Regions from separate parts of the Mus musculus genome. Here region 2 is linked to region 1. A link is a loop called in an ENCODE intact Hi-C map of the cell type or tissue named here. Cell type or tissue: left cerebral cortex. All regions are shown on one strand. Links, peaks and the distances in the headings refer to the core of each region. The heading gives the core; the rest is flanking DNA.

Region 1 (12,217 bases), core at 1,850-9,849:
GCCCCCCAGGTCCATCCATTTGCCTAGGATTTTCATAAATTCATTCTTTTTAATAGCTGAGTAGTACTCCATTGTGTAAATGTACCACATTTTCTGTATCCATTCCTCTGTTGAGGGGCATCTGGGTTCTTTCCAGCTTCTGGCTATTATAAATAAGGCTACCATGAACATAGTGGAGCATGTGTCTTTCTTACTAGTTGGAACATCTTCTGGATATAGGCCCAGAAGCGGTATTGCGGGATCCTCCGGTAGTACCAAGTCCAATTTTCTGAGCAACTGCCAGACTGATTTCCAGAGTGGTTGTAAAAGCTTGCAATCCCACCAACAATGGAGGAGTGTTCCACTTTCTTCACATCCTCACCAGCATCTGCTGTCACCTGAATTTTTGATCTTAGCCATTCTACCTGGTGTGAGATGGAATCTCAGGGTTGTTTTGATCTGCATTTCCCTGATGATTAAGGATACCTAATATTTTTTCAGGTGCTTCTCAGCCATTCGCTATTCCTCAGGTGAGAATTCTTTGTTTAGCTCTGAGCCCCATGTTTTAATGGGGTTATTTGATTTTCTGGAGTCCACCTTCTTGAGTTCTTTATATATATTGGATATTAGTCCCCTATCTGATTTAGGATAGGTAAAGATCCTTTCCCAATCTGTTGGTGGCCTTTTTGTCTTATTGACGATATCTTTTGCCTTACAGAAGTTTGCAGTTTCATGAGATCCCATTTGTCAATTCTTGATTTTACAGCACAAACCATTGCTGTTCAATTCAGGAAAATTTCCCATGTGCCCATGTCTTCGAGGTTTTTCCCTACTTTCTCCTCTATAAGTTTCAGTGTCTCTGGTTTTATGTGGAGTTTCTTGATCCACTTAGAATTGACCTTAATACAAGGAGATAGGAATGAAACAATTTGTATTATTCTACATGATAACCACCAGTTGTGCCAGCACCATTTGTTGAAAATGCTGTCTTTGTTCTCCTGGATGGTTTTAGCTCCCTTGTCGAAGATCAAGTGACTATAGGTGTGTGGGTTCATTTCTGGGTCTTCAATTCTATTCTATTGGTTTACTTGTCTGTCACTATACCAGTACCATGCAGTTTTTATCACAATTGCTCTGTAGTAAAGCTTTAGGTCAGGCATGGTGATTCCACCAGAGGTTCTTTTATTCTTGAGAAGAGTTTTTGCTATCCTAGGTTTTTTGTTATTCCAGATGAATTTGCAGATAGCTCTTTCTAATTCGTTGAAGAATTGAGTTGGAATTTTGATGGGGATTGCATTGAATCTGTAGATTGCTTTTGGCAAGATAGCCATTTTTACAATGTTGATCCTGCCAATCCATGAGCATGGGAGATCTTTCCATCATCTGAGATCTTCTTTAATTTCTTTCTTCAGAGACTTGAAGTAGATATCATACAGATCTGTCACTTTCTTAGTTAGAGTCACACCAAGGTATTTTATATTATTTGTGACTATTGAGAAGGGTGTTGTTTCCCTAATTTCTTTCTCAGCCTGTTTTTTCTTTGTGTAGAAGAAGGCCATTGACTTGTTTGAGTTAATTTTATATCCAGCTACTTCACCGAAGCTGTTTATCAGGTTTAGGAGTTCTCTGGTGAAATTTTTAGGGCCACTTATATATACTATCATGTCATCTGCAAAAAGTGATATTTTGACTTCTTCCTTTCCAATTTGTATCCCCTTGATCTCCTTTTGTTGTCGAATTGCTCTGGCTAGGACTTCGAGTACATGTTGAATAGGTAGGGAGAAAGTGGGCAGCCTTGTCTAGTCCCTGATTTTAGTGGGATTGCTTCCAGCTTCTCACCATTTACTTTGATGTTGGCTACTGGTTTGCTGTAGATTGTTTTTATCATGGTTAGGTATGGGCCTTGAATTCCTGATCTTTCCAAGACTTTTATCATGAATGGGTGTTGGATCTTGTCAAATGTTTTTTCTACATCTAAGGAGATGATCATGTGGTTTTTGTCTTTGAGTTTATTTATATAATGGATTACATTGATGGATTTCCGTATATTAAACCATCCCTGCATCCCTGGAAGAAAACCTACTTGGTCAGGATGGATGATTGTTTTGATGTGTTCTTCGATTTGGTTAGTGAGAATTTTATTGAGTATTTTTGCATCGATATTCATAAGGGAAATTGGTCTGAAGTTCTCTATCTTTGTTGGGTCTTTCTATGGTTTAGGTATCAGAGTAATTGTGGCTTCATAGAATGAGTTGGGTAGAGTACTTTCTACTTCTATTTTGTGGAATAGTTTGTGCAGAACTGGAATTAGATCTTCTTTGAAGGTCTGATAGAACTCTGCACTAAACCCATCTGGTCCTGAGCTTTTTTTTTTTTTTTTTTTTTTGGCTTGGAGACTACTAATGACTGCTTCTATTTCTTTAGGGCATATGGTACTGTTTAGATCGTTAACTTGATCCTGATTTAACTTTGCTACCTGGTATCTGTCTAGAATTTTGTCCATTTCGTCCAGGTTTTCCAGTTTTGTTGAGTATAGCCTTTTGTAGAAGGATCTGATGGTGTTTTGGATTTCTTCAGGATCTGTTGTTATGTCTCCCTTTTCATTTCTGATTTTGTTAATTAGGATCCTGTCCCTGTGCCCTCTAGTGAGACTAGCTAAGGGTTTATCTATCTTGTTGATTTTTCTCAAAGAACCAACTCCTCGTTTGGTTAATTGTTTAAATAGTACTTCTTGTTTCCACTTGGTTGATTTCACCCCTGAGTTTGATTATTTCCTGCCGTCTACTCCTCTTGGGTGAATTTGCTTCCTTTTTTTCTAGAACTTTAGATGTGTTCTCAAGCTGCTAGTGTGTGATCTCACTAGTTTCTTTTTGGAGGCACTCAGAGCTATTAGTTTCCCTCCTAGAAATGCTTCCAATGTGTCCCATAGGTTTAGGTATGTTGTGGGTTCATATTCATTAAACTCTAAAAAGTCTTTAATTTCTTTCTTTATTCCTTCCTTGACCAAGGTATCATTGAGAAGAGTGTTGTTCAGTTTCCACGTGAATGTTGGCTTTCCATTATTTATGTTGTTATTGAAGATCATCCTTAAGTCCAGGGTGGTCTGATAGTTTGCATGGGACAATTTCAATATTTTCGTATCTGTTGAGGCCTGTTTTGTGACCAACTATTTGGTCAATTTTGGAGAAGGTACCATGAGGTGCTGAGAAGACGGTATATTCTTTTGTTTTAGGATAAAATGTTCTATAGATATCTGTTAAGTCCATTTCTTTCATCACTTCTGTTAGTTTCACTGTGTCCCTGTTTTGTTTCTGTTTCCATGATCTGTCCATTGGTGAAAGTGGTGTGTTGAAGTCTCCCACTATTATTTTGTGAGGTGCAATGTGTGCTTTGAGCTTTACTAAAGTTTCTTTAATGAATGTGGCTGCCCTTGTATTTGGAGCATAGATATTCAGAATTGAGAGTTCCTCTTGGAGGATTTTACCTTTGATGAGTATGAAGTGTCCCCCCTTGTCTTTTTTGATAACTTTGGGTTGGAAGTCAATTTTATTAAATATTAGAATGGCTACTCACGCTTGTTTCTACAGACCATTTGCTTGGAAAATTGTCTTCCAGCCTTTCACTCTGAGGTAGTGTCTGTCTTTTTCCCTGAAATGGGTTTCCTGTAAGCAGCAGAATGTTGGGTCCTGTTTGTGTAGCCAGTCTGTTAGTCTATGTCTTTTTACTGGGGAATTGATTCCATTGATATTAAGAGATATTAAGGAAAAGTAATTGTTGCTTCCTATTATTTTTGGTTTTAGAGTTGGCATTTTGTTCTTGTGGCTGTCTTGTTTTTGGTTTGTTGAGGGATTACTTTCTTGCTTTTTCTAGGGCGTGGTTTCCGTCATTGTATTGGATTTTTTCTGTTATTATCCTTTGAAGGGCTGGATTTGTGGAAAGATAATGTGTGAATTTGTTTTTTTCGTGGAGTCCTTTGGTTTCTCCATCTATGGTAATTGAGAGTTTGGCTGGGTATAGTAGCCTGGGCTGGAATTTGTGTTCTCTTAGTGTCTGTATAACATCTGTCCAGGTTCTTCTGGCTTTCATAGTCTCTGGTGAAAAGTCTGGTGTAATTCTGATAGACCTGCCTTTATATGTTACTTGACCTTTTTCCCTTACTGCTTTTAATATTCTATCTTTATTTAGTGCATTTGTTGTTCTGATTATTATGTGTCATGAGGAATTTCTTTTCTGGTCCAGTGTATTCGGAGTTCTGTAGGCTTCTTGTATGTTCATAGGCATGTCTTTCTTTAGGTTTGGGAAGTTTTCTTCTATAATTTTGTTGAAGATGTTTGCTGGTCCTTTAAATTTAAAATTGTCATTCTCATCTACGCCTATTATTTGTAGGTTTGGTCTTCTCATTGTGCCCTGGATTTCCTGGATGTTTTGAATTAGGATCTTTTTGCATTTTTCATTTACTTTGATTGTTGTACCAATGTTCTCTATGGAATCTTCTTCACCTGAGATTCTCTCTTTCATCTCTTGTATTGTGTTGCTGATACTCACATCTAAGGTTCCAGATTTCTTTCCTAGGGTTTCTATCTCCAGTGTTGCCTCACTTTGGGTTTTATTTATTGTGTCTACTTCCCTTTTAAGTCTTGAATGGTTTTATTCAATTCCATCACCTGTTTGGTCATCTTTTCCTGCAAATCTTTAAGGGATTTTCGTGCTTCCTTTTTAAGTTCTTCTACCTGTTTAGTAGTGTTCTCCTGTATTTCTTTAAGTGAGTTATTAAAGTCCTTTTTGATGTCTTTCACCATCATCATGTGATATGCTTTTAAATCCGGGACTATCTTTTCATGTGTGTTATGGTGCCCAGAACTGGGTGGGGTGGGAGTGCTGCGTTCTGATGATGGTGAGTGGTCTTGGTTTCTGTTAGTAAGATTCTTTCTTTTGCCTTTCGCAGTCTGGTACTCTCTGGATTTAGTTGTTATAGTTGTCTCTGGTTAGAGCTTGTTCCTCAGGTGATTATATTAGCCTCTATCAGCAGACCAGGGAGACTAACTCTTTCTTGAGTTTCAGTGTTTAGAGCACTCTCTGCAGGCAAGCTCTCCTCTTGCAGGGAAGGTGCCCAGATATCTGGAGTTCGAACCTGCCTCCTGGCAGAAGTTGTGTTTCACTCACCAGAGGTCTTAAGATCCCGTGGAGGTTCCTTTGGGGACCTTGGTGGTGTCTGATGACTCTGCGCCCAAGGTAGACCAGAAGGGACTATTTGGGATGTGTGACTGAGAATCTGATGTCCTGTCAGAGAACAGATAGGTAATTTATATGGTAGATGTACATCTTCTGTGCTCTCCTTGGAGGAGCCACTGGCCATTTTATTTTGGAAATGTGGACATCCAGGTTTGGGGTAGGCTGTGTGTTTATATCCTGGGAATCTATCTCTTACATAGAGCTTTTTGGTATCATGCCTTGGAGAAAATCACCCAGACCTCGACATTGCACTAAGTCCTCTTAGTTTGGACTTGAGAACTGTGTCTGGTGGCACCATGGTCCTTACACCTCTGACAGGAGAGAGAACAAGCAATATACTTCTCATGCAGGTAATGTCCAGGAAGGTGTGGGTTGACTCGTCTGTTCCTCTTGATCCGGGTTGCTTTGCCGTCATAGTAAATGATGCCAGCCTTTTCTTGGTTTGGACAGTAGCTTCTGCAGACTGAGTAAGAGATTAATATCCCTCTAGCCTCTGAATGCTGTTGTCCACTGCATCCTCCTAGACTCTTTCCCCCTTGCCCCCAAACAGTTTCCTCTATGCTATAATAAACACTGTATTGCTTGATGCTGTTGTTAGCAACCTCCAAAGGTTCAACTGCCCCTATGATTCTTCACCTTTGAATCTATTGGTGTAGCTGCTTTTTGAAGACCTTGATTTCTTTGCTAATCACTTGTTCCAAGACACTTGTTAGGGTCTATATGGGTTTGACAGACTCTCTGCCATGTCATGATTGCTTTCTCTCCTCAATGGCACACTCATGATCCTGGGAAACCTCCGTGAATGGCTCAAAATCCTCTTCTCAGTATAAAAGCACACACAGACACAATCAAACTTGTCAATATCTTTGTGCTCATGTTTATTATAGATCAGGCTACAGGATCCAGATGTTATTTTTCTTTCAAGAAGTCTCTTAGAAGTCAACAAAGGCTATCATGCTTGGCAGCAAGTGCTGAACCATGGTATTGGTCATACATTTTGATCTTAAAATGTGTTTTCTACACTGTATCCAGGGTTTTAATGTCCACTGCGCTTTACTGAAAGAGTTCAAGCATAGTGAATTGGACAGGATGTAGCCGGACAGCTGTGATTTTGTCTCTATTCCTCTGCTGTTGAGTTCATGCTTTATATCCATTTTCTAAATTATTTATTTGTGTGCCCTTCTATTGTACTCATTTCAAAACAAGCTACAATTATTAATTCACTCTTCCTTAAAGAGTTTCATATGCATATTAGAGACAATAATTTGTTTGTAGGTTTTTCTGACCTGAAGCTCTAAAGGAAAAAATTTCAGACAGTGAAATGGGTAAGTCAGGGTATCATTTACTGAGTTTTGGCAAATGCACACAACTATGTAATAAAACTCTCCTAGGAGAGTGGAGATGGTAGCCTTTAATATAGTATGTTTTACCCAGGGCTGTTGGGCCTGAGGTCATCAGAGCCCTTTCTGGCAGTTATTGCTGTCCTGAAATTTCAGCTGCAGGTCAGTTTTGTGTGTTATAGAACTTTGTACACATGACATTAAGCAACACAAATTCTGACATGTGTGCTCTTTCATAGCACATTGTTTTTTTATTTTTTTAATATTATTTATATATATGAAGGTTTTGACTGGATGTTTGTATATATACTACAAGCATGCCTGGTGGCCTTGGAGGTCAGAAGAGGGTGTTAGAGTCCCTGGAATGAAGTGACAGATGGCTGTATGTCAACATGTGGATGGGCAAATAGAGCCCAGGTCATCTGCAGAGCAGTAAGTGTTCTTAAATGATGCGACATCTTTCCAGCCACACAACAATATTTAAAATGCACTCCTGTTCGCTTATGTAACCAATGCTATGTTCTTTTCCATTTTGATGAGTACTATGATCTAAGGCTATAACACACTTTATTACTCAACTCCCATAAACAATCAAATCCTCTTCCATTCCTTTCTTTCTCTGCAGTAAGTGACTGTGAATGGCTTCTCAGGGACTCAGGGTGAGTGGAAGCTGAGTTTTGTATCAAAGTTTTCACTGGGGTTTTACCCTTCATACTCTCAGCAACAGTGAATGGGATTTCTACTGGCTTTTACTCTCACCTACATTCATTGAAAGAAAAGGACTCAGGATTGAAGCCTAATCATCCCTAACTCCTTCTCAGCTCCTGAGATGCTCCCTGCTGCTCTAGGAGTGACACTAACATTGGGGTTGTGTACTGACTAGTTTTGTGTCAACTTGACATAGCTAGAGTTATCACAGAGAGCTTCAGTTGAGGAAATGCCTCCATGAGATCCAATTGTAAGGCATTTTCTCAATTAGTGATCAAGGGGGAAAGGCCCCTTGTGGGTGGGACCATTTCTGGGCTGGTAGTCTTGGTTCTATAAGAGAGCAGGCTGAGCAAGCCAGGGGAAGCAAGCCAGTAAAGAACATCCCTCCATGGCCTCTGCATCAGCTCCTACTTTCTGACCTGCTTGAGTTCCAGTCCTGACTTCCTTTGGTAATGAACAGCAGTGTGGAAAGTGTAAGCTGAATAAACCCTTTCCTCCCCAACGTGCTTCTTGGTCATGATGTTTGTGCAGGAATAGAAACCCTGACTAAGACAGGTTTTAAGCAGTAGTTGATGTAGTTTTTAGGGCTGCACTGTTGTTATTTAGTGCAGAGGTGCAGCCCTACAAAGTACATCAACTACTGCTTCACACATTGTTCTGCCCCTGTGGTCCTTAACACCCCTGGTGATTTACATTTTTTGATGTGTTACTTAGGAAGGTATTACTTAAATTCTAAATATTTAGGCATTTCCCAATTGGCACTGTTCATCTAGCTTCCTTAGAGTCAGTTGCTCCTGGAGAACCTTGTGCCTTTCAGTTCTTGAGAAACTGAGGCACTCCTCAAGGAAGAAAAGCATTCAGGCTGTGTTTCCTAGAAGTCAGCAATGCATATAAAGGGCCTACAGGATAATTATTCTGAGACATTAATATTGTACACTCTATATAGCTTGCAAACACTGTATCCTGGCAACTACAGTTGTATTCTTCCTGGGCAACTGCCAGTATACTCTCTTTCTGATAGGGGTATCCAAAGTCTCATTGCTTGTAGTGAACTTGTCTCATCCTCAGTCTTGTTCAGACCCCTCCATCCTGGTCTGGTTTTCATTTCTCACTGACCACACACAAACATACACACACACACACACACACACACACACACACACACACACACATGTTCGGAGGGTCCTCAAAAGACCCTGTATCCTGTCATCATTGTGTTGGTGCTCATGAAGAATGGAGGACGCAATTTCTGGAGGCAGTTAGTTCGTGCTGGTGTCCTTCTTGCTCTGATCATTACTGAGAGGACTGAGATACTCCACTGTAATAAACCACTTTACTTTGCCTTGTACGTATATCAGTTTCTTTTCCTGTGCCTAATAGTTCTGTTGCTAGGGGTAGAAGTGTTTTGGGGTTCTTCTGTCACACTGACTGTTTCTAACTCCATGTTAACCCTTTGTCAATAAATAATTTCCTATATTTATGCTATTAACTTCTGCTCTGAGATTAAGACTGTCTGATATTAAAATGCTTAGCTGGTGCAGCTGTCATTCAACTGTTAGTATGATGTATTTTTTCATTATTTTATTTTCTGCCTAATTAATTTTTAAATTTATTTACATCTCAAATATTGCCCCTCAAGTCCCCTGCTTCAAAATCCTTCACCTTATCTCTCCTCTTCTTCCCCTCTGAGAGGATGCCCCTCCTGGGCATGCACCTTCTCTAGGGCATCAAGTCACTACAGGTTTAGGCAAGTAGTCTTTCACTGGGGCACAACAGGGCATTCACTTCTCTGCTACATATATGTCAGGGGCCTTGGATCAGCCCACATATACTCTTTGTTTGGTGTCTTAATCTCTGGAAGCTCCTAGTTGACACCTTTGGTCTTCCTATGGCGTTGCCCTCCCCTAAAGTTCTTTTAATCCTTCCCCCAAGTCTTCCACAGGGGTCTTCAACCTCAGTGCAATGCTTGGCTGTGCATCTGTCTTGGTCTGCTGCTGGTAGAGCCTCTCAGAGGACACCTCTGCTAGGCTGCAAGCACAACCTACTATCATCAGTAATAATGCCAGGGTTTGGTCCCAACCCATGGGATAAATCCTAAGTTGGGCAGGTTACTGGTCAGCCATTCTTTCAGTCTCTGCTCTATTTTTGCCCCTGCTTTTCTTTTAGACAGGAACAATTTGAATAACAAATTTTGATGGTGAGTTGGTGATTCTTTTCCTGTACTGGGGGCTTTTCTAACTGCTGGAGTGGACTCTTCAGGCCTCATCTCCCCAGTGTTGGGCATTTAAGAAAAGGTCACCACATTGAGTTCTGGGTACTTCTCACATCCAGGTCTCTGGGACTTTCTGCAGATTCCTGGGCACACCACCCTCAAAAACTGCATATGTCCTTTTATTCTCCTGGCCCTCATGGCTTCTTTCCTATCTTGCCCCATATGTGACCCTGCTCCCCCTTTCCTTCCCCCCTCCCCTCTTCCACTCTGCTTCTGCCCTTCCTTCCCTCTCTCCCCTCCCCTCCCTCCCTCCCTCCCTGTCTCCCTCCTTCCCTCTTTCTGTCCCTCAGCTTCCCATGATTGTTTTGTTCTCCCTTCTAAGTGGGATTTAAGCATCCTCTCTTGGCCCTTTCAGTTTGTGCTGGCAAGTGACACTGAGTCCAGAAACTATTTGGTTTATATACAGTATAGAGATAGTGTGAAAAGAGGAGCAGAGGGTGGAATAGTAGTGAAGCAGGAGAGGGTTAATGGGTGTCTGTTCAAGGACTAATTTTATGGCCAGTTGTAACTGTCTGTGACCTGACCTCTGTTTTCCTTTTACTTTTTCCATGATCCCTTGAGCTTGTTATTTCTCTAAGGTCTCAAGGACATGCACCTGGAGTGTTATCAGGAGGAGTGTTGGGTGTTGGTTTTTTGAAGACACTGAGGCTGTGCCATGCTAATGCTAGGGGAGGGGGAAGGTCTGCTACAGCACAGAAACTAGCTGTCTGCATATCTTGCTTGCGATGGGAGGTGGGGTGAGGGGGGATGGGAGCCTCTGGCAGGGAAAGCAGAGGCAAACTGTCTGTATAACACCTAAGTCTCTCGAGTGTAAGAAATTCAGGGGTTACAACAGGGGAGGAGCTGAGAGTTCTAGATCTTCATCTGAATGCTGCTGTCAGAATACTGACTTCCAGGCAGCTTGGATGAGAGACTTATAGCCCACACCCACAGTGACACTCCTACTCCAACAGGGCCACACCTAATTGTGCCAGTTCCTTGGCTGAGCATATGCAAACCATCACATACCAGCAATGGAGGAGTGTTCTCTTTGCTCCACATCCTAGCTAGCTTGTGCTAATACTTGAGGTTTTATCTTAACTGTTAGGAACCAACAAGCTAATAACTAACAGGTGATCTTCCAGAGATGGTCTGCCTTGAATTATAATAATCCACAACGGATTCATTCCTATAGACAAGGCCCAAGAGAAAATCATTTTAGGAAATATTACTGCTATTAATGTGCTTTTCCTGCTATTATTAAACATATATGACAACCACTAGGTGTCATCCCACCCTTTTGAGGAGATCTCTCCAGATCTACCAAGATGCACTATCTTGTAGTGATGCTATATAGAAAAATAGATGAGTTCTCAATTCTTTATGATGATCCCATTAGAATTCCTAAAATTACATCAGTATTTATTAAGCTCTTTTATAGTGGGACTTCTATTAGGTCTCTTCTGATAGTCAAAACTTCAATGAGAACTCTGCCACTCTCCAATGTGTCACCAGTTAATTGCTTCTAGATAGTCAGCAGACTTTCTACTACTCAGAGCAAATTCCAAGAGGTTCTAAAACCATTAACCAACGGTCATAAAAAGGGAGCACATGATTTATTGTAGTTTCTAGGATAGAAGAGATAATATTGACTGATTTATCTATATAAAACTTCACTAATAACTTAGCTATGTTTTTTAACTCTCCATAAACCTGTTGAGTTGTAACAGGTGATAAGTGTTTAGCCAGATAAATACTCCTAATGGATATTCACTGTTGTCAACTTCTTATTGGATTGATGACTTGAATTTATGTGTGAACTTGTTTTGAACTTTGTACCATGTGACATACATTCTGAAAAGATGGATTAGTACTGAAGACACAAAAAGAAGGGAAAAGAACTTCCCTTATCCCCACTTTTTATTCTCTTGCCCCCATTTTCTTAGATTTCATAAATGCTAAAGTCACTTGTTTTGTTTTGTTTTGGAGACAGGGTTTCTCTGTGTAGCCCTGGCTGACCTGGAACTCACTCTGTAGACCAGGCTGGGCTGGAACTCAGAAATCTGCCTGCCTCAGACTCCCAAGTGCTGGGATTAAAGGCGTGTGCCACCACTGCCTGGCTCACCAATTCTAACACTTATTAAGGATAATCTCTTATGCTTGTAGACAGGAGCCTAGCACCACCACTGCCCAGCTAAAGTCACTTTTCAAAGTGTTCCATTTTCTTCCTGTGTCTTTGACTACCAGGCTAAAAGTGAGAGTTGCCCAGTTCCTGCTGACTTAATCCACCCCATGTCCTCAGTTTGGTTACAGGTGTTAATCCCCTAAACCAGTGGCTTTTAATCCTCAGAATTAGTATAGAACAATTCCAGAGACCATCAGTCTTTAAAACCATACTAGAGTCCTACTCTGTGTCCCCTTTCAACTGTCTCCAAGCCAGGAGGCTCCCAGCACTTAACCATTCTGACCAGTGTAAAATGGATTATCAGAGTTGTTTTGATTTGCATTTTGCTAATGACTAAGGACTAAACTTTTTTGTTGTTGTTGTTGTTTTTGTTTTTGTTTTTCAGTTCACACATTCTGGCACTGAGACAGCCCAGGCCCCCTTTATTTATACACCTATTTTTCCACAGCTAAAAAGGTTTTATATTCATCTTCTCATTTTCTCACATACTGTCTCTTTTAAGAACTAACTTTAAACAATAAT
Region 2 (12,217 bases), core at 2,615-10,614, 130 kb after region 1:
ATCCCTCACTTGATGCCCTGTCTTCCTGCTGGAGGTGGTCTCTGTAAGTTCCCTCTCCCTACTATCAGGCATTTCATCTAAGGTCCCTCCCTTTGATTCCTGAGAGTCTCCCAAACAACCTAATCAAAAAATGGGGTATAGAACTAAACCAAGATTTCACAACTGAAAAATCTCGAATGGCTGAGAAGCACCTAAAGAAATGTTCAAAGTCCTTAGTGATCAGAGAAATGCAAGTCAAAATGACCCTGAGATTCTACCTTACACCAAGCAGAATGACTAGGATCAAAACACTGGGTGACAAAATATGTTGGAGAGAGATGTGGAGAAAGAAGAACACTCCTCCATTGCTGGTGGGATTGCAAACTGGTACAACCACTCTGTAAATCAATCTGAAGGTTCCTCAGAAAATTGGAAATAGATCTACTTGAAGACCCAGCTATACCACTCTTAGGATTATGCCCAAAAGATGGCCCACCATGCCACAGAGGCACATGTTCCACTATGTGGCCTTATTTGTGATAGCCAAAAGCTGGAAACAACCTAGATGTCCTATGACAGAAGAATGGATACAGAAAATGTGGTTCAATTACACAATGGAATACTACTCAGCTATTAAGAATGAGGACATCCTGAGTATTGCAGGCAAATGGATGGCAATAGAAAATATCATCCTGAATGAGGTAATTCAGGCCCAAAAAGGCATGGTGGTATGTACTCGCTGATAAGTGGGTATTAGAAAAAAAAAAGTAGAGAATACCTAAGATACAGTCCACAGAACTCAAAAAGGTCAACAAGCTGAAGTGCCCAAGTGAGGATACCTCAGTCTCACTTGGGAGAGAGAAGAAAGCAATCACAAGGGGGGAGGGAGAGAGAGATCTGAGAGGGAAAGTGGATGGCGGGAGCATTGGGGGGAAGAGGAGAGCCTGATCTGGTATTGGGTGAGAAAAAAAGGACTGAAATCCTGAGGGTCAGCAGAAAGAATGCAAACAGGCAACCTCGGGAAATAGGAGGTTGAGAAGTTACCTTTCATAAATGAAATAACCACATTAAATACAGTCAGAATATCCAAATTAACTATTGCATGTTTTTCAGGTTGCAGAATAAAGCATAATCAGACTATATGATGCCTACAAAAGTATATACTTAAAATATAAAAATAAAGCCGGGCAGTGGTGGTTCATGCCTGTAATCAGAGGCAGAGGCAGGTGGATTTCTGAGTTCGAGACTAGCCTGAGTTCCAGGACAGCCAAAACTGCACAGAGAAACCCAGTCTCGGGAAAAATAGATAGATAGATAGATAGATAGATAGATAGATAGATAGATAGATAGATAGATAGATAAGGCTGGAAGTAAAATAATAAAAATATACACTATGCTAACAGTTGAATGAAAGCTAGAGGGATTGATTTAATATCAGTGTTAATCTCAGAGTAGAAGTTAGTAGCATGAATAAAAGAACTTATTTATTGATGAAAAGTATTAACATGGAGTTGGAAACAGTGTAACAGAAGAACACAAAACCCGCATGTCCTAGCGAAACTGGTATAAGTACAAGACAATGTTATCTGGTTTATTACAGTGGGGTATCTCAGTCCTCTCAGTTAGGGACAGAACAAGGAGAGAGAGATAAGCAAGGACTATCAGCCTCCAAACCAGTGCATGAGCGCCACACACAATGATGACAGGATACAGGGACTTTATGAGGTCTCTCTGACTTTTACCCCATACTCAGCAATAAAACAAGTCTCAACACAATTAAAAGGGTATAAGTGATATAAGATTAGATAGATAGATAGATAGATAGATAGATAGATAGATAGATAGATAGATAGATAGACAGACAGAGAGAGTTGCAGAATTAAAGCCAACTCTAAGCACCAGCACTTTGGCACTAAGCCAGGATCTCCTGATCTGGTCAGTGAGAAATGAAACCAGACCAGGATGGAGGGGTCTGAGCAAGACTGAGGATGAGACAAGTTCATTACAAACAATCAGACTTTGGATACCCCTATCAGGGACAGAGTATAATGGCAGTTGCCAGGAAGAGTATGATTGTAGTTGCCAAGACACAACATCTTGCGCGTGCCGGACTGGCCAGCAGTAACGACACTGCAACAGGATCCTTCTGCACAAGTTTATTGGGAGAGCTTGATTGCAGTGGCGAAGAGACCCCGAGCCCGGAACTGGTGCTGCTTATATAGGCCTAGGAGAGGCGTGTGTCACACCCGGATTGGTTATGCACTATACCTCATTTGCATGTTCCTCATCTGATTGGTTACTCTCTCTCAGTACCTCACAGAACCTCATTATCATACCTTATTTGCATGTCTCACATCTGATTGGTTATACTCTCAAAACCTCATTGTCATGCTCGGGCCAGGCAGTGTCTTGGCAAAAAGATTTACTGCATATGTACACATTGGTTGTTTGTCCAAACTTATTCGTGGTGGCCAGCAATAGCCAGCGCCACTCTGCAACGGCACATGTGGCTTCCCACAACAACATTTGCATGTTATACAGAGTATTCAATATTAATGTCTCAGAGTAATTGTCCTGTGGAGCTTCACTGACTTCCAGGAAACACAGAGCCTGAATGCTTCACTGCCTGAAAGAGTCCCATGGTTTATCAGGAACTGAAAGGCACAGAGTGCTCCAGGAGCAACTGACTCTAAGGAAGCTAGATCAAGCCAAATTCATGCCTCCTTGCAATCAATAACAATGCCAACAGGAAATGCCTCAATATTTAGAGTTTAAGTAATGCCTTCCTAAGCAACACATCAAATAAAGAAATCAACAGGAGTGTTAATGAGCATGGGGGGGGGGGGGCAGAACAGATGTGTGAAGCAATAATTGGGGTAGTTTGTAGGGCTGCACCTCTGCAGTAAAGAACAATGCAAGCCACCCCCAATGCCAGTGTCACTCCTAAAGCAGCAGGGAGCCTCTCAGGAGCCTCTCAGGAGTTAGGGATAGTTAGACTTCAATTCTGAACTTCTTTCTATCAATGAATGTAGGTGGTGGTAAATACCAGTAGAAACCCCATTCACTGTTGATGAGCATGAAAAGGATGAAACCTCGGTGATAATTTCCTTACAAAACTCAGCCCACACACACCCTGAGACCCCACAAAGCCATTCACAGTCACTTACTACAGAAAAAGAAAAGCATGGAATAGGACTTTGATGATTATCTATAGAAAGAAGCTGGATAATACAGTGTGATAAAGCCTTAGAATCTACTGCTCACCAAAATAGAAAAGAGCACAGTACTTGTTACACATGCATGATAACAGGAAGGAATACTTAAAATACTTTTCTGGGCTAGAAAGATGGCTCAGCACCTAGGAACACTTATTGCTCATGCAGATGAACTGGGTTGTAGTACCACACCCATATGTTGGATTAGAGTCATCTGTAACTTCAACCAGGGATCCAACACCCTCTCTTGACCTCCAAGGGCACCAGGCATGCTTGTGGTACACATGCATACATCCAGTCAAAACATTCATACATATAAATAAAATTAAAAAACACTGTGCTATGAAAGAGCATACATGTCAAAGAATGTGTGTTGCATGACGCCGTGTGTACAAAGTTCTATAACACACAAAATCGACCTGCAGCTGAAATATCAGGCAGCAATGACTACCAGAAAGGACACTGATGACTTCAAGTCCAACATGTAGAACAGCCCTGGGTAAAACATCCTACATTAAAGGCTACCATCTCCACTCTCCTAGGAGACTTGCATTGCATAGCTCTGTGTATTTGCCAAAACTCAGTAAGTGATACACTGAGTCACTCATTTCACTGTCTGAAAATTTTACCCAAGCCAGAAAAACCTATAAACAAATGACTGCCTCTAATACGCATATGAAACTATTTAAGGGAGAATGAATTAATTGATGTTTGCAGCTTGTTTTGAAATGAGTAAAGTAGAGGGGCATGTGCATAAATAAATTAGGAAGTGGATATAGAGCAAGAACTCAACAGCAGAGCAGTGGGTACAAGATCACAGCTGCCCGGCTAAATCCTGACCAATTCACTATGCTTGAATTCTTTCAGTACGGAACTGTGGACATTAAAACCCTGGATACAGGGTAGAAAACACATCTCAGGACCAAATATGTAGGACCAATGAGATGGCTCAGCAGGTAGAGGTGCTTGCTAAGCCTGATAACCTATGTGGACTTCTACATCCTGCTTGGTAGAAAGAAAAAAGCTACTTTCTGTGGACTGATCTCTGAGAACATGAACACCACTGACATTAACAGGTGTGGTTGTACATGCGTCTGCTTGTATACTGAGTGGAGAGTATTGGGTCATTCATAGAGGCTTCCTAGGATCATGAGTGTGCCCTTGAAGAGAGAAAACAATCATGACATGGCAGGGAGTGGGTCAAAACAAAAGACTCTGACAAGTGTCTTGGAACAAGTGACTGGCAAAGAAATCAAGGTCTTAAAAAAAAAAAAAAAAAACAGCCACAGCAAAGGATTCAGAGGTGAAGAATCACAAGGCAACTGTACATTTGGAGGATGCTAGCAACAGCATCAAACAACACAGTGTTTATCATAGTCCAGAGGAGACTGTGTAGAGGTGAGAAGAGAGTCTAGGAGGATGCAGTGTGCAACAGCATTCAGAGGCCAGAGGGAGATTGAACTCCTACTCAGTCTGCAGAAGCTTCTGTCCAAACCAAGAAAAGTCTGGCATCCTCTACTATGACAGCAAAGCATCCCAACTGGAGAAGAAGAGATGTGTCAACCCACACCTTTCCTGGGCATTGCTGGTATGAGAAGCATATTGCTTGTTCTCTCTCCTCTCAGAGGTGTAAGGACCATGGTGCCACCAGACACACTTCTCAAGTCCAAACTAAGAGGACTTAGTCCAATATCCGGGTCTGGGTGATTTTCTCCAATGCATGATACCAAAAAGCTCTACGTAAGAGATAGCTACCCAGGATATAAACACACAGCCTACCCCAAACCTGGATGTCCTCACTTCCAAAAGAAAATGGCCAGTGGCTCCTCCAATGAGAGCACAGAAGATGTACATCCATATGAATTACCTATCTGTTCTCTGACAGGACATCAGATTCTCAGTCACACATCCCAAATAGTTCATCAACAGCTTGATCAAGTCACATTTGTTGCCTTCTGCCTCCTCATTGGAAACAGGGAAATAACTTTTTGAGGGCAACTTTGACATCCTTGTTCCTTAGAGAATAAATGGCGGGGTTCAGGGTAGGGCTGACTGCTGTGTACAATAAAGCAACTACTTTGCCATTCTCCAAGGAGGATCCGGAGCCAGGCTGCAAATAGGTGTAGATGACGGTGGAGTAGTACAGGACAACCACCACCAGGTGGGCAGAGCAGGTAGAGAAGGCTCGCTTCTTGCCCTCTGTGGAGCGGATGCGCAGGATGCTGGTGATGATGAAGCTATAGGATATCATAGTCAACAGAAAGTTGACCACACCAAAATAAACATCTGCAATGACAATCATGATGTTGTTGAGGGTGGTTGGGCTGCAAGACAGAAGCAGCAGTGTTGGGACTTCACATAAAAAGTGACGAATTTGGTTGGGGCCACAGAAATTGAGTCGTGCCATCAAGCCAGTGTGCACAGATGTGCTGGCTGCACTGATGACCCACACACTGCCGGCGAGCAGGACACAGATGGGCCAGCTCATCAGCATGCTGTAGTGCAGTGGGCGACAGATGGCCACATAGCGGTCATAGGCCATGGCAGTGAGCAGCAGCAGCTCAGCCCCTAGAAACCAGGTCAGGAAAAAGAGTTGGGTCATGCATCCCTTATAAGAAATGTGGCTGCTCTTACCCACCAAACCCTCCAGCAGCTTGGGAAGAACAGTGGATGTACAGACGATGTCCAACAGGGCCAGGTTTGCAAGGAAGAAGTACATGGGGGTGTGAAGGCTTGAGTTGAGGCTGATGGCTATGATGATGAGGGTGTTTCCTGCAAGAGCCAGGATGTAAAGAAGCAAGAAAAAGGCCAAGAAGAGAGCCTGGAGCCCAGGGTCCTCAGAGAGTCCCTGCAGGACAAACTCCACCACAGTTGTGTAATTGTTTATTTCCATTTGAGAGTGAGTCCTGGGAGTTACTGTGACACAGATGGGATGGTCAAGGAGACACCAGGTGTGAGGCAGCCATCATTTCACACTGGGTTCAGACAGCCGTGAGTAGGAGTGCTTCTCAATGCTCTGTTTCTGTAGAATTGATAACATCATCTCTCAACACAGTGTGACAGTGTGAGCATGAACTCTCCACTCTGTACACAGTAGACCCAGAACAGAAGGAACCCCTGCCTGTGATGGGCAATATCCATCTACAGCTTCTGTTTGATTTAACATAGATCATGCCCTATGATACTCTGAGAACTGGAGCTCCTTTCAGCATGTACACCAGGCAGCTAAGGCATACTAAGGGGCAGTCTGTTCCACAGCATAGACCTTTTGAACCTAGAGAAGACCAACCTTATCAAGGAGTGGGCCAGGGTTCTCAGAGGCAGGCATAAAAACAGTTCCAGGATGTATGTTTTGGGGTCGTGATAGATTCAGAACACGAAGCTGTTACAGAATGGCATGTAGGTGGTACAGATGGCCCTGGCTCTTGGGGAATGAATATAACCCTTTTGTAAATACCAGAACTGTCTATTTCTACGTGGCCACTCTAAATCACTCCCTTGAGGATGACAAACCCAGCGAGGACAACAGGTATCACTCACTACCCTGGGAAGGCTTGTGCCTGCCAGAGAAGGTATCAGGCTGTGCCAGGACTGGAAACAACATGAAAGGCATGGACCTGGCTTCACGCCAGCCCCCAATTTCTAGGCTATCACTCCTACCCAGCTTCAAGTCTATCTTCCCCTCACCTTATACACATATATCTCTAATCATCCAGGACTCTCCAAGCATATGGGCCTCTCAGGTAGAGAAGAATAGGAACTGATCAGCATGCAGAGAAAGAGCTCTGCCCCTTTCTACTATCTGATGGGAATGAGCAGGCCCACACCCATCCTGGAGACTCCATGAGTGGGATGTTGGCTACATGAAAACAAAGAAGTCACAAAGGGTATGTGAAAACAAAGAAGTCACAAAGGGTATGTGCTGAACAAGGAAGACACTTTCCCCCTGTGATTGCACAGATCAAGGTCTTTCTCCTACAGGGTGAACTTAAGAGAAGGACCTGAGCCTATGATTCCCCAACCCCTCCTATTGAAGAGCTAAGCTACCCATAGAAACTTCAAGACCCATACTTGTGCCCACAAAAGGAAAGATTTATCTGTGAGCCTTCCCTGCAGATCCCAGGGGCCTCATACAGAAGGCAGGGCCTCTCAACTGAACCCCCCAAATTCCCTCTGTCTACATCTCAACCCTAGTAACTGTCTGCTTCTAACTATTCAGGCCACAGGTGGCTCTGAGTTCTGAACTCTGTACCAGATCCACAGGAAACCACCATGCCTCTTTAGAGACCCAAATCTGCCTCAGAGCCAAGCCACAAGGCAAGATTTCTATTCATACTGATCAACAGTGCAGATAGGTCACAGAGCAAACCTACAGAGCCATGCATTTAAAGTTTCAAACTGTAACTATGAGTCAAAGTAATTCTGGTAACAGGTTTTTTTTTCATTTTTATATACTAAAATAGATCAAAGCAAAACCAAATCTCTTCTGAGAATTATCTCTCCCTCACAGAAGACACAGAAAGAAGAAAGAAAGGAGAGAGAGAGAGAGAGAAAGAGAGAGAGAGAGAGAGAGAGAGAGAGAGAGAGAGAGAGAGAGAGAGAGAGAGATGGGTACCCAAAAGGAAAGAGGGAATAGAGGAAGGAGCAACTCACATGGAAGGAGAAGCTGTCTGTGGCTGCCCATCTATACCCAAGATGTCTACATGTCATAGAGAACATACAGGATGGGCACAAAGCTATAACCCTGTGTCTCTTTTGTTTGCTCTTGACCTTAATGTAGGGTCTGCCCCATGGGGTGGACACTGAGGTTGCTAGGGAGTGGCCCACAGAGAGCAATTACCCACAATGAGGTAAACAGGAGTCCCTCTAGGCCATAGTCCCCAAGCTGAGACACCAGGACCCTAAGGCATAGAGAAAGCAGATGCCTGAGGTCATGTGCTCTAGGACACTGACCCCCTGTGGTGATTTCTACCCTGGGGATGCGTGCAAGACAGCTTGCCTGAGCATCATGTACCCTTGATCCCTGTAGGAGGATGTATTTCATGTTAACAAACTGTTCCTCAGCATAGTTTATTGGTTTCCCTCCCCTCCTTTTATCATTGCATCATTAAATTATCTTGGTGTGACATGGTCCTATTGATAAACCAACTCTGATCAGTTAATTCATCACTATCTGAGGACATAAATTGTAGGCCACTCTCATGCTTTGACTGGGAAATGCACAGTCATTATGGTAGATCACACTTGAGGTTGACCCTGAATAGAAGCAACTTTTCTCTGAAGTTTTCAAATCTTCCCATGGGGAGAGATTGTGTGAAAACTGTGGAGGTGAGGTTCAGCATGAATTACAGGACTTGAGGTCCACCATGTTCTGTGGCATGAGCCCTTGGCAGCAGATTGGCTTCCCTGTAAAGCCAGAAGACTCACAGCGGGGGTGAACCATCTCTTGTAGTCACAGATCAGTACACAAAGTAACCCGTTCAGAATCAGTCATTGCAAAAACTAATGGACCTAAAATAATCCAAACTCCACAAACCAAATGACCACTGGCCACCTTAAGTTCCAGATCCTCCAAAGTCCTTGAACTCTGTTAATATGCACATTATCAATCTCTCCTAAAATGTTACCTATTTAACAGAACAACAAACACAACACTTATAGCACAACTCAAGATTCGAACAATTTGTAGAGCACATTAAGATGAGATAAGAGCTTCAATTAAATTTGATCTTTCTAGTCAATCCACCATAAAGAGACTAATCTGAGTTATAAAACTAATAAGTAATTTAAGTCTGTTACACTGGTTTAAGGATAATGCGTAGTCCAAAACAAGTCACCATATTTATAGCATATAAGCCTCAAACCTAGGGCTAATTAGCTCATGGAAAACTGATGGTCGGTCATCTGCCCCTCACTGCCCTGGAGCAGCAGTCATCACAGAGCAGGGTACCCAGACAGCCCAGCAATGAGATGTGGTAGTGTGGCCATGGACCTAACAACTGCCCATAGGCCTGTGAGGACTCTGTCTTCTGCCTGTGAAAATACCATGTGGTGGTTTGGCTGCTTTAATGGCCACATGCAGTGAAGGACATTAACAGCTAAAAGCTAACCAGCAGGGAGGGGCTGTAGGGTCAAGAACTTGAATGAGGTGGACAGCCCTGCAACTGGCCTGTACTGCTCCTTGAAGCAGCCCCCCACCACCACTTCAGCTCAGGTATGACAGCACAGAGTACAGGAGGCTTTGACTCTTCAAAGAAGGCACAGTAAGCCACATTTTTCATTTTTATTTAGGAAGCAACTGTAGGACTATCTCCTACACAACCCCAAATAGGAAAGAGGGCTCAGAAGAGGAAAGCTAGGGGGAGCTGGTCATGGAGGCTCTATGAAAGCAACTCTGATGACATTAGATGAGCTCCTGCAGAACACACAGCAACATGTTATCCATAACACACCCAGTGCATTAGAAGGACTGACATTGCATGTAGTAAAGTAGGAGCAGCCTCTGTTTGTCATCCCTCTGGGCGATGGGGTTATACACATCCATCATGGAGTTAGGTAGGCCTGTCTGGGCTACCTCTAAAGAGAACAGCACTTAGAATATCCCCATGGCTGTTTTCTCGTGAGAATTAAATTAGAACTGATTTGAAGATGACCTTGGGCTCTCCTGTTCAGTAGGATAGGATGGCCAGGCTTTGGTTCATCCCATTGCTTGTGGTTACAGGAGCTCCACTTGTTGATGTCCTGGAGCTGCCTAGGGGCTGGTGCACATGGGGCCATTCAATGCCAGGTTCAGTCACTGGGGGCCAATTTGTTCCCTATGTAGTGGTTCTTTATCCTCCAGGAGTTTGGACATAAAGAACTCCTGGGACCACATTTAGATTTCTGAAAACAAATATGTCAATAGTTTCACACACCTAGAAAGATCCAAAGTTACATGAGCTAGACTCACTCTTTGAACTGCAGAAGGATAGGCATCAGATCTGGACCACAGCCACTCATGAAAAGTAGAAATGCAACCCCACACCCACAAAGGGCTGTCTCTAGAGCCCATGCTATTGTACAATTTATTGGAGCATCCAAAGCTTAGCATCCTGTGCAGGGAAACCCACTGTGTGCCACTCCAATGGCTTGCTGACCTGAATCACTTTCATTGGGTTGGTTGGCTGTCCCACATGCACCAAATCCTGGGCTTCCTCCAACAGGATCCCTACCCAAGAAAGCCTTGCTTCTCCCTCTGAGCCTAGTCTCCACTCAGCCCCAAATGCTCTCTGTGATTGTAGTTGTCGGCTTGTTTTTATGATTGACTTCCTTTTGTGGAGACAGTCTTACTGTGAAGTTCAAGTACTGGGATTATTGTTGTGCCCCCATGGTTCCTGATTTATTCATAAGTTTATATTTGCTAGAAGCTAAAGAAAACATTAACAAAGACATCACAAGAATAAACGTGTTCCAAAATCATTAGCTTCCATGCAATGTGTGTTTGGCTCACGCAATCATTTTCTCTAAATACTTCATTCCTGTTACGGCTTCCCACCTGTGAAGTGTGCTAGCCTTACTATCTTTTCCTCACTACCTGAGTGTCCAGCAAGTGCATTGAGCTTCTATCAAAATAAAACTAATCCTCCCTCTTTCATCTGCATCACTGAGGCCAACAGTTCCTGGTAGAGCTTTCTGAGTAACAAAAACCCAAATGTCACTTCAAGGGAGCCACTTAAAGACTAGGAGTGTCTATTGCAATCTTGGAACCTAGAGGAAGCAGGTCTTTCCCGGCATGGGGATCAGGCAGGGGCAGATGCTATGCTGATTTGAACAACAAATCACTCCCATAAGCTCAGGTATTTGAAGTTGGCTGCCAGGTGATGCCACTGTTTGGGGAGGTTTAAGATGTATGGCTTGCTGGTGGGAGAACATCACTGAAGGTGAGCTCTGGTGATGTATAGGCTTGCCATGCCTCCAGTTTCCTCTCTTTGCTTTGCATTCATCATTGATGATGTAATCTCTCAGCTTTCTGCTCCAGCTACCATGCCTGCTCCTTGCTGCTATGCATCAAGGATACATGGACCATTATCCTTCTGGAACTGTCAATCCAAAGAGACCCTGCTATGAACTCCCTTTGTCATGGTATCTTATCACAAAGACAGAGAGTAACTAAATCAGATGGGAAGAACCCTCTGCACTGGAGAACAGAGCAGCAGTGGCATATGCACCACTTGGTAGAAAACCAGACCTCAGCAATGTTTCCCATTGGCTCACCTTGACTCCATGGAACCCAGCAATGCTCCCCACTGGGTCAGCCTTACCCAGGAAATCTGTTCACTGTGGCTTTTCCCATCTGCCATATCTGCAAACATTTCCCTTCACAATGCAGGACATGCCTCCTGTCAGTCCAGAAACATTGCAGCCCACTAACTGAAGTCACCACTCCCTATGTGAGCACAAGTCATTCTTATGTAGAGTCATAGTGGACTGATGTCATTGTTACAGTTTCCATCTGGGGCTGCAGGTGGGGAGTATTGACTGGGATTTAATGTGAATAAATAAATTAATGGGGAAAATTGAAATAGCTTTAGTAAATTCCTAAAACTGATCAGATTCACAAGGCTCCTTCCATCCATTAATAAACAATAAAGGCTGCTGAGAGTCACCATCACACAAGCCAAAGAAGACTCTGAGACCAGACCAGCTACCTGGAAGAAGAAACCGACAGAGGTGCCTGGAATATGCTTAGACCTACCAACTCATTGGAAACAACACTCTCCAACCTCCTGAGCTGCCTGGAGTGTGCTCCAGGTTCCCAAATTTTGTGAGCCAATTTTGTCACCCAACCTATGGTGACCTTTGGTGATACAGCTCCTGTAAGTAACCTCTCCTCCACATTCCTGTACATACCGTAGGCCCCAAATGCTGAGAAAGCAGCCTCCTGTTGATAGGAGAGGGAGCTGTGGTCACTAAGGTTGAGGCCATCTAGACTATGTGTGTACTGGGCTCTCGTCACTTCCCACTCAAGACTGCCAGTTGGGGTA

Evidence for each region. Peaks named below come from ENCODE experiments on the same cell type or tissue, not always from the same donor. Only the 100,000 strongest peaks of a DNase experiment are listed, where the experiment ranks them.
Region 2: a loop joins it to region 1, with 7 times the contacts of the local background. A loop is called at or near these places in 5 of 42 quality-filtered maps.

The regions. Positions count from the first base shown.
Region 1 is chr7:140,441,920-140,454,136 of GRCm38, reverse strand. No RefSeq gene overlaps it. Among named protein-coding and RNA genes, the nearest start is that of Olfr533, 18 kb to the left of the region's middle. In left cerebral cortex, for the core only: no CTCF peak of the experiment used is centred there; no DNase peak of the experiment used is centred there.
Region 2 is chr7:140,316,571-140,328,787 of GRCm38, reverse strand. It overlaps Olfr525 (olfactory receptor 525), which reads right to left and starts at 6,087. Exons shown (of 1, transcript NM_146956.1): 1 at 5,158-6,087. The coding sequence starts at 6,087. The coding sequence ends at 5,158. In left cerebral cortex, for the core only: a CTCF peak has its summit at 5,344; a DNase peak (open chromatin) is centred at 6,683.